Linked DNA regions of Homo sapiens: regions 2 and 3 are each linked to region 1. A link is an interaction called in ENCODE POLR2A ChIA-PET data of the cell type or tissue named here. Cell type or tissue: GM12878. All regions are shown on one strand.

Evidence for each region. Peaks named below come from ENCODE experiments on the same cell type or tissue, not always from the same donor. Only the 100,000 strongest peaks of a DNase experiment are listed, where the experiment ranks them.
Region 2: POLR2A ChIA-PET joins it to region 1 with 6 read pairs; 3 of 35 experiments call an interaction of 5 or more read pairs at or near these places.
Region 3: POLR2A ChIA-PET joins it to region 1 with 7 read pairs; 1 of 35 experiments calls an interaction of 5 or more read pairs at or near these places.

Annotation. Positions count from the first base shown.
Region 1 is chr5:138,602,483-138,604,982 of GRCh38, reverse strand. No RefSeq gene overlaps it. Among named protein-coding and RNA genes, the nearest start is that of HSPA9, 28 kb to the right of the region's middle. RefSeq lists enhancers at 1,014-1,083, 1,104-1,183. In GM12878, no CTCF peak of the experiment used is centred here; a DNase peak (open chromatin) is centred at 1,312; H3K27ac peaks cover 1,649 bases.
Region 2 is chr5:138,805,688-138,808,187 of GRCh38, reverse strand. All of the region lies in intron 3 of CTNNA1 (catenin alpha 1), which reads right to left. Among named protein-coding and RNA genes, the nearest start is that of CTNNA1-AS1, 53 kb to the right of the region's middle. In GM12878, no CTCF peak of the experiment used is centred here; no DNase peak of the experiment used is centred here.
Region 3 is chr5:139,069,538-139,072,037 of GRCh38, reverse strand. All of the region lies in intron 3 of SIL1 (SIL1 nucleotide exchange factor), which reads left to right. Among named protein-coding and RNA genes, the nearest start is that of SIL1, 130 kb to the left of the region's middle. In GM12878, no CTCF peak of the experiment used is centred here; no DNase peak of the experiment used is centred here.

The DNA of each region.
Region 1 (2,500 bases):
TCTGAAGCCAGTGGGCCTGGATTCAAATCCTAGCTCTACCACTTGATGGTTATCTAGCCTCTCAGTTTGCTTATCTACACAATAGGGAAAATATTAGAAGCTACTGCAGTAGGGTTGTTTGGAGGGTTATATTAGTGAGATATGTACCTAGCACTGTACCTGGCGCATAGGAGTCCCTCAAAAATTTGAGCTACTGTTTATATCCTATGCAAACCATGTACCCTATAATGAGAGTTCAAGCTCTGAACCAGGGCAACCTGGTGAGGGGAGGGCGTCAAATTCTCTCTGGAGAATTAGGAGTAGAACGCAGGGCCAAATGGTTGGCAGTGGGAATGAAGGCGGACAAGATGCGTAAAAAGAGGAGCCAGAATCTGAGATCGAGGCCTGAAGAGTCACAGCCAGCACCTCATCACGAGTCTGCCCCTCACTCTCTCCCCATGCTCACAACCCCATTTTCTGGCTGCCCCTGCTTACCCTCCCTATATCGGAGTAGCATCAGGCCCGTGGATGTTTCGAGCCAGTGGCTTCCACCAGGTGCTTATTGACTCTTACTGTGTGAATGAGAAGCTCATGTCATGTCCTCATGACTACAGGGAACACCACTTCCCCTATCTTTTACTCCCCCTTCCTCTCTTCTTTCCCTCACTACACACACACCTTTCCAGATGCTTCCCTTGAACCCAATAGCTGTCACACATTCCCAAGAACAGCCTTTGGATCTGGAAGACAGAATGAATAAAGGAAATCATTCCTTCCATCAATACAGCATTTTGCAAAGTGATTTTATACGCTTTTTGATAACACTCTGAGGAAAGTATTATTTCCATTTTAGAGATGAGTAACTAAAACTTATAGAACTTAGTAATATCTCAAGGTCACACAGCTACACACGGTAGAATCAGGGCCTGAACCCCACACTTTTCACTTCTAAGCCAGGGTCATGTCCACTGTACCCTCCACCCTGGCCTCCCTGCCAACCCAGGACTCAGGGTCAGTCAGGCCACTATGGCTGCAAATCACAGCCTTTATCTAAGAACTTGTCTCTGGGCAAGTCATATACAGTTCTGTGTGTTTTGTGGGTAGACACCACCCCCAAGTACCTAGCTTTGCCTCTGGAAGTGACTTTTAAGAAGAGGTAAGCTAGTCAGGGTATTCAGGGATGCCAGGAGCAAAGTCTTGGATCAGAGCTGCTCTGCCTGCTCGTGTCACAACACTCTCCTCTGGGGGAAATTCCCAGCAGCTGTCATGTGGTTGGGTTCAAGATTCTGCCCTAATGTGGTCTGACAGCAGCTAAAAGGCTAGAGTGGGAAGATCTAGGACTGAAAATCCCTCAGTGGAAACCTGGTTTCCTGTTACTACCCTTTGTGTTCTCTGTGTTTGAGGGACTCAGGAAGACTCAGGCACCGTGATTATCTGGCAGGTTTTGAGTCTCATTCATTAGCCATGGGAAGAGGCACCTCCTCCTCCTGTCCATCCAGAGAGGGCCTGAATCTAAGCACACCAGGCAGATGAGTCTGTGCTTCCCATGTTCCCCCTTTAGACCTGGCTCTCATCTTCTCCTGCAATGGCCAGTATCTTGTCACTCATGACACCGCTTCTGGATCCTGGGGCCCGCCTCTTCCCTCCCTCCCCTCTCCTCATCTGCCAGCATCATCACAGAATCGCTCTGAGGGCACCCCAGAGTCCTTCATGTTTTTATCTTCTGAATTCCAGAACTGACAATTTCTTCATTACAAGGGGGAAAGGGCTGACTCCTGTAATCTCGGGGAGACCGAGGTGGGAGGACTGCTTGAGGCCAGGAGTTTGAGACCAGCCTGGGCAACACAGGAAGACCTCATCTTTACAACAGTTTAAAAATTAGCCATGTATGGTGGTATGCACCTGTGGTTCCAGCTACTCAGGAGGCTGAGGTGGGAGAATCACTTGAGTTCAGGAGTTTGAGGCTGCAGTGAGCCTTGATTGTGCCACTGTGCTTCATCCTGGGTGACAGAGATGCAGTCTCAAAACAAACAAAAAACAAAGGGGAAAAGATGTATTCCTTCTCATCTTCCCTAGCCTGTGGGGCTGAGAAGGCAGGTGGTCTGAGCCCCCCTTCTACCCTATCCAAATTGCTGTCCTTCCCAGCTCCACCTCAGCTGCCAAAGCCTGCCATGGTACACAGACAAAGGGAACCACAAAGCTCCCCCAGGAAACCAAAAACGCCAACACAACAGATTTATAACTGTGAATAGACTCCAAGAGATCATGGAGAAAAGCTCCAAGCCTTTTTAGTTTCTACACACACATACACAAACACATACACACACACATATACACACACACCCCCCGACACACTCTTTCCTCCACCCCCAACAGCCCTCCCTTAAGGGAGATGTTAATGGAGTCGTCCATTAAATGCAGCAGCTGCCAGAGCATTCAGCTGACTGGGCAGAGGGCCTGAACCCATTTATTCCAAACTGCAGCCCCCATCACATATCTCAGGTTTTTATCTTTTCATTTC
Region 2 (2,500 bases), 200 kb before region 1:
CACCCAAAAATTAAATAGCCTTGTGAACAAGGTGCTCTGGAAATACGCTGAAGAAAACTATTTACTCAGGGAAGAATTTATCTGAAAAGCCATGCAGAAAGAGATATTTGCCTTAAAAATATATTAATAATGTCTTAGGCTGGGCACGGTAGTTCACACCTGTAATCCCAGCACTTTGGGAGGCTGAGGTGGGTGGATCACCTGAGGTCAGAAGTTTGAGACCAGCCTGGCCAACATGGTGAAACTCCGTCTCTACTAAAAAAATACAAAAAAATAGCCAGGTGTGGTGGCAGGCACCTGTATTCCCAGCTACTCGGGAGGCTGAGGCACAAGAATCACTTGAACCTGGGAGGCGGAGGTTGCAGTGAACCGAGAACACGCCACTGCACTCCAGCCTGAGCAACAAGAGTGAAACTCCATCTCAAATATATATATATAAATACTGTCTTAAACAATATTACTACCAAACAAGAGAGAATAAGCAAGAGATGTTGACCCTATATAATAAGCAGAACTTCACCTAATTTAGCACTTACTACACACTAAAAACAAACAAATCCACTTCCAAAACACAAAGCTGAACATAACATCCCTGCCTTCAAATAATTTATCCAGAAAAGATGGATTTGACCATTAAGAAATTATGTGGCATTTTAACATACAAGCTGTAAGAAAGAAAACACAAGGTGTCATGGGAATTCAAAGGAGGAAGCACTAACAACTAGTTTAGGGAAGAAATGAATACCAGCAACAGCTTTATGGAAGGCTTGGTACTCTGAAATGAACCCATCCCTCAAAGGAGAGGAAGGATGTGGGCAGCAGAGTTAAGGGAGTTACCACCTCAAGCAGAAGGAACAGTAACATAATAATGTCCAACACTGGCTGGGTGCAGTGGCTCACACCTATAATCCCAGGACTTTGGGAGGCTGAGACCGGTGGATCACTTGAGGTCAGGAGTTCAAGACCCATCTGGCCAATATGGTGAAACCCCATCTCTACTAAAAATGCAAACAGCCAGACATGGTGGCAGGTGCCTGTAATCCCAGTTACTCGGGAGGCTGAGGCAGGAAAATCACTTGAACCCAGGAGGCGGAGGTTACAGTGAGCCGAGATTGCGCCACTGCACTCCAGCCTGGGCAACAAAGCGAGAGTCTGTCTCAAAAAAAAAAAAAAAAAAAAGTCCAACATCTACTCTATGGCACTACACATATTTTTAAAATTCTGTCACCCACCTAGAGAGTAAGTGGTATTAGCCTTTGCTTACAAATAATGCAACTAAAGCTTATACAGATTAACTAACTAAATCCCTGCCACCTAACTAGTAAATGGCAGAGTCAGGATTTGTAATGCCAGTATTTATGCTCTTTGTAGAACCACTTATCATGCTGAGGTATACAATAAGGCTTGTATATTATATATTAATATATAATTCATATATTAATTAGGCTTAGAGGCATAATATCTAGTCTGAATTATCTAGTCTAACTGAGGAGTAAGGGATATGCTTAGAAGAAGCAGAAGATGGGAGTAGAAAGGCCAGAGACAAACAGAATTCAATTCCCTCAACCAGAGTGAAGTCAAAGTAAAGAGGATTAACCTATCTAAAGTACATACAATAAACCTAACCAGAGAGATGGATCAGAAAGCTACAGTGAGAGCCCAGAAGAGAGTAGTAGTAAATTACAAAGGCAGGGGTCAAAAGATCTGATCACCTTTGATTAAGCACAGTACATTATTTAAAGGTTGCAAGCTAGGGCCTTTCTGAGCGGGAGAAGAAAGCCAGAGATGTATGAAAACACATGAGTTGGGAAAGATTTAGAAAAAAAAAAAAGTTAGGACCCTCGAGACTGTGGACAGCAGAGTAAGGAGAGGAAGATTCTGCAATAAAAGAAACAATGAAGAGAACCAAGACTGTCAAAAACAAGAAGGCCAGACTTGTAAGAGAAAACTGGTCAACCAAAACAAATGTAAACATAGAGATCAATCAACTTTGAGAATCCAGAAATATATTCTGATTTTAACAAGAGTGCCGAGAATATTCAATGAAGAATGGTCTTGTCCACAAATGGTGCTAGGACAAGTGCAATATGCAAAAGAATTAAGTTGGACCCCTATCTCACACCATATACTTACAAAATTTATCAAAACCTAAATGTTAGAGCTAAAATTATAAAACACTTAGAAGATAACACTGGTGTAAGTCTTCATGACCTCTGATTCACAATGGTTTCTTAGCTATGACACCAAAAGTACAAACAACAGAACAAAAAACAGGTAAGTTTGACATCATCAAAAAAATTTAAAATTTTGTGCTTCAAAGAACACTACCAAGAAAGTAAAAAGACAATCCACAAATGAAAGGAAATTTCTGCAAATTATAAGGATCTAGTATCCAGAATATATAAAGAACTCTTATACTAAATAATTTTTTTTTTTAAGTTGGCTGCAGTGGCATGTGTCTGCAGTCCTAGCTACTTGAGAGGCTGAGGCAGGAGGACTG
Region 3 (2,500 bases), 470 kb before region 1:
TATTTTTTCCATGAATGTGTCATGTTTTTAGCAACTTGTAATCCCAGAAAAATTAAATAAATAAAAATTTGCTTGCCAGGAGCGGTGGCTCATGACTGTAATCCCAGCACTTTGGGAGGCTGAGGCGGGGGGACCATGAGGTCAGGAGTTCAAGACCAGCCTGACCAAGATGGTGAAACCCCGTCTCTACTAAAAATACAAAAATTAGCCAGATTTGATGGTGGGTGCCTGCAATCCCAGCTACTTGAGAGGCTGAGGCAGAGAATCGCTTGAACCGGGAAGGTGGAGGTTGCAGTGAGCTGAGATCGCACCACTGCACTCCAGCCTGGGCGACAGAGTGAGACTCCGTCTCAAAAAAAAAAAAAAAAAAATGCTAATAATAAAAGGTATGAATGCTCACTATAAAAAAATCCTAATTATAGAAATGTATAATTTAGGAAGTACAAGTCCTTCTAAGTCCAGTTTCTTCACCAGAGATAACATATACTCCTTTAAGACTCTTTTTATTATAAAGTTAAACACAGATATAGAAAATTATACAAAATATGTAGCTTAATGAGTTATTACCAGGTGAAGTCACACCCAAGTCAGGAAATAGAACTTTGCCGAGCACTTCAGCAGGTCCCTCCAACTGTAATATTTCCCTCCTACCAAATGTAACCACTCTCCTGATTTTTACAATAATTGCTCCTTTGCATTTTCAAATAGTTTATGACTAAGTTTTGCACCCAAGACTATAGTGTTGCCCATTTAAGAAACGTTGTTATATCCTTTAAGTCTCTTTGAATCTACAGGTTACCTATCTATTCCCCACCCCCACCCCCTGCTTTTTTTTTTCTTCTTCTTCTTATAAATTGTCTGTTGAAGAGCTCAGGCCATTTCCCAGGCTAAATTTTGCTGATTTCATAAATGATGCAGTTCGGCATGTTTCTCCAACCTCTGTATTTCTTGCAAATTGTCAGCTGGATCCAGGGGCTCAATCGGACACAGGTTCCATTCCTTTGGGAAAACTATAGGCAGTTTTGTGCTCTTTCATTAGGAAGTGCTTAATGTCTGATTGATTCTCTTTTTGTGGGATTGCAAGAGGGTGATACTCAAATCTATCATTTCTTTTTTATTTTTAGCTGCACTACTTTTATAAAGAGGTATTTCCCCATATATATTATTTTGTTACTCAGTGGTAAAATTCATACAGGAAAGACAGGATAAATGTTTGGTTCTTTTTTCCTTATTTACCAGTTTTCAAGATAATGAGTTGATCCTCTGAAGATGACCAATTAAGATGTTTTTTTTCCCTTTACAAACTCACAGGTTCAAAGCATATTTTATGGGCTTTAATTCATTGTAATTATTACTTTTATTGAAGTTGAAATTGTTTGATTTTTGGTCAGTTGAAGGTTTTCAAATGAGTTCTTTTCATGTTACTCTAATAGTCTTTGATAGTTTTCTTGCTGTCTGGTTTGACAAGATATTCTAAGCTCGTCTTGTACATTTCCTTCCCAGGACTGGAATTAGCTGTTTCTCTAAGAAGTTTTAAGACTACATTCTGGCCATTAGGTCGCTCATTACTGCTGTGTTGGTCATTGTTTCTAGGCCTTTTCTGTTGACAAGAGATAGGAAATATATGTTATAATCCTCATACATTCAAGTGGGTACTGCCTATTCATATTCCGGCTGGCAGGGTTTTTATTTAATCTCTTCGATATTACATCTGCCTCTTTTTTTCCCACACCGAGAGTCCTGATTCTGGACACAGGGGATTATACAATTAGAATATGTAATAATTTTACTGATTTGATCTGTCTCATTTTGTACATGCAACAGTTTCAGAATGGCAGTAATACTATCCCTGATATGATTACTGAAAATAGTTTAAAACATTTTTTTGTGTGTGCTCTCATTGTTCTTAACCAGCTGTGTTGTATGTATATTCTCAGAGTAGCCATTATATACTTCCTTTTTAGCCCTTATTTAAGGCATTTATACAAATAACTATATATGTAATGTTTACCGCCGGTCTTACTTATTTTCATTGTCTGGGATGTATTTTCTAGTAAATTCTTCAGGAAGAGCCCATCGAAACAGTAATCTCTGTGTTTTTGTATGTTAACTTTGTCAGTGTTCTTTACATCCCAAAGCACTTTGGTAGGATATAAAATCCTTGGCTCACATTTTCTTTCTTTGAGTACTTCATCTTCTGCTGGCAGTAGGCTTTGCTGTTAAAAATGCTGATGACAATCTAATTTTCTTTATAAGTTACTTGCTGATTTTTGCTTATATGCCCAAGTGATCTTTCCTTTGCCTTTAAAATCCAATTATTTTACTAGAATATGCCTTACTGTTGGACATCCCTGGTCAGTATTCTTAGGTATACAGTGTGTTATTTCAATACATAGTTTTAAGTATTTTTTTCATTTCAGGAAAGCTTTCTTGAATTATAATTCTTTTTTGTTGCTCGTTTTTATGTGAAATTAGATTTCTTGAGCTTTTAAAAAGAAAC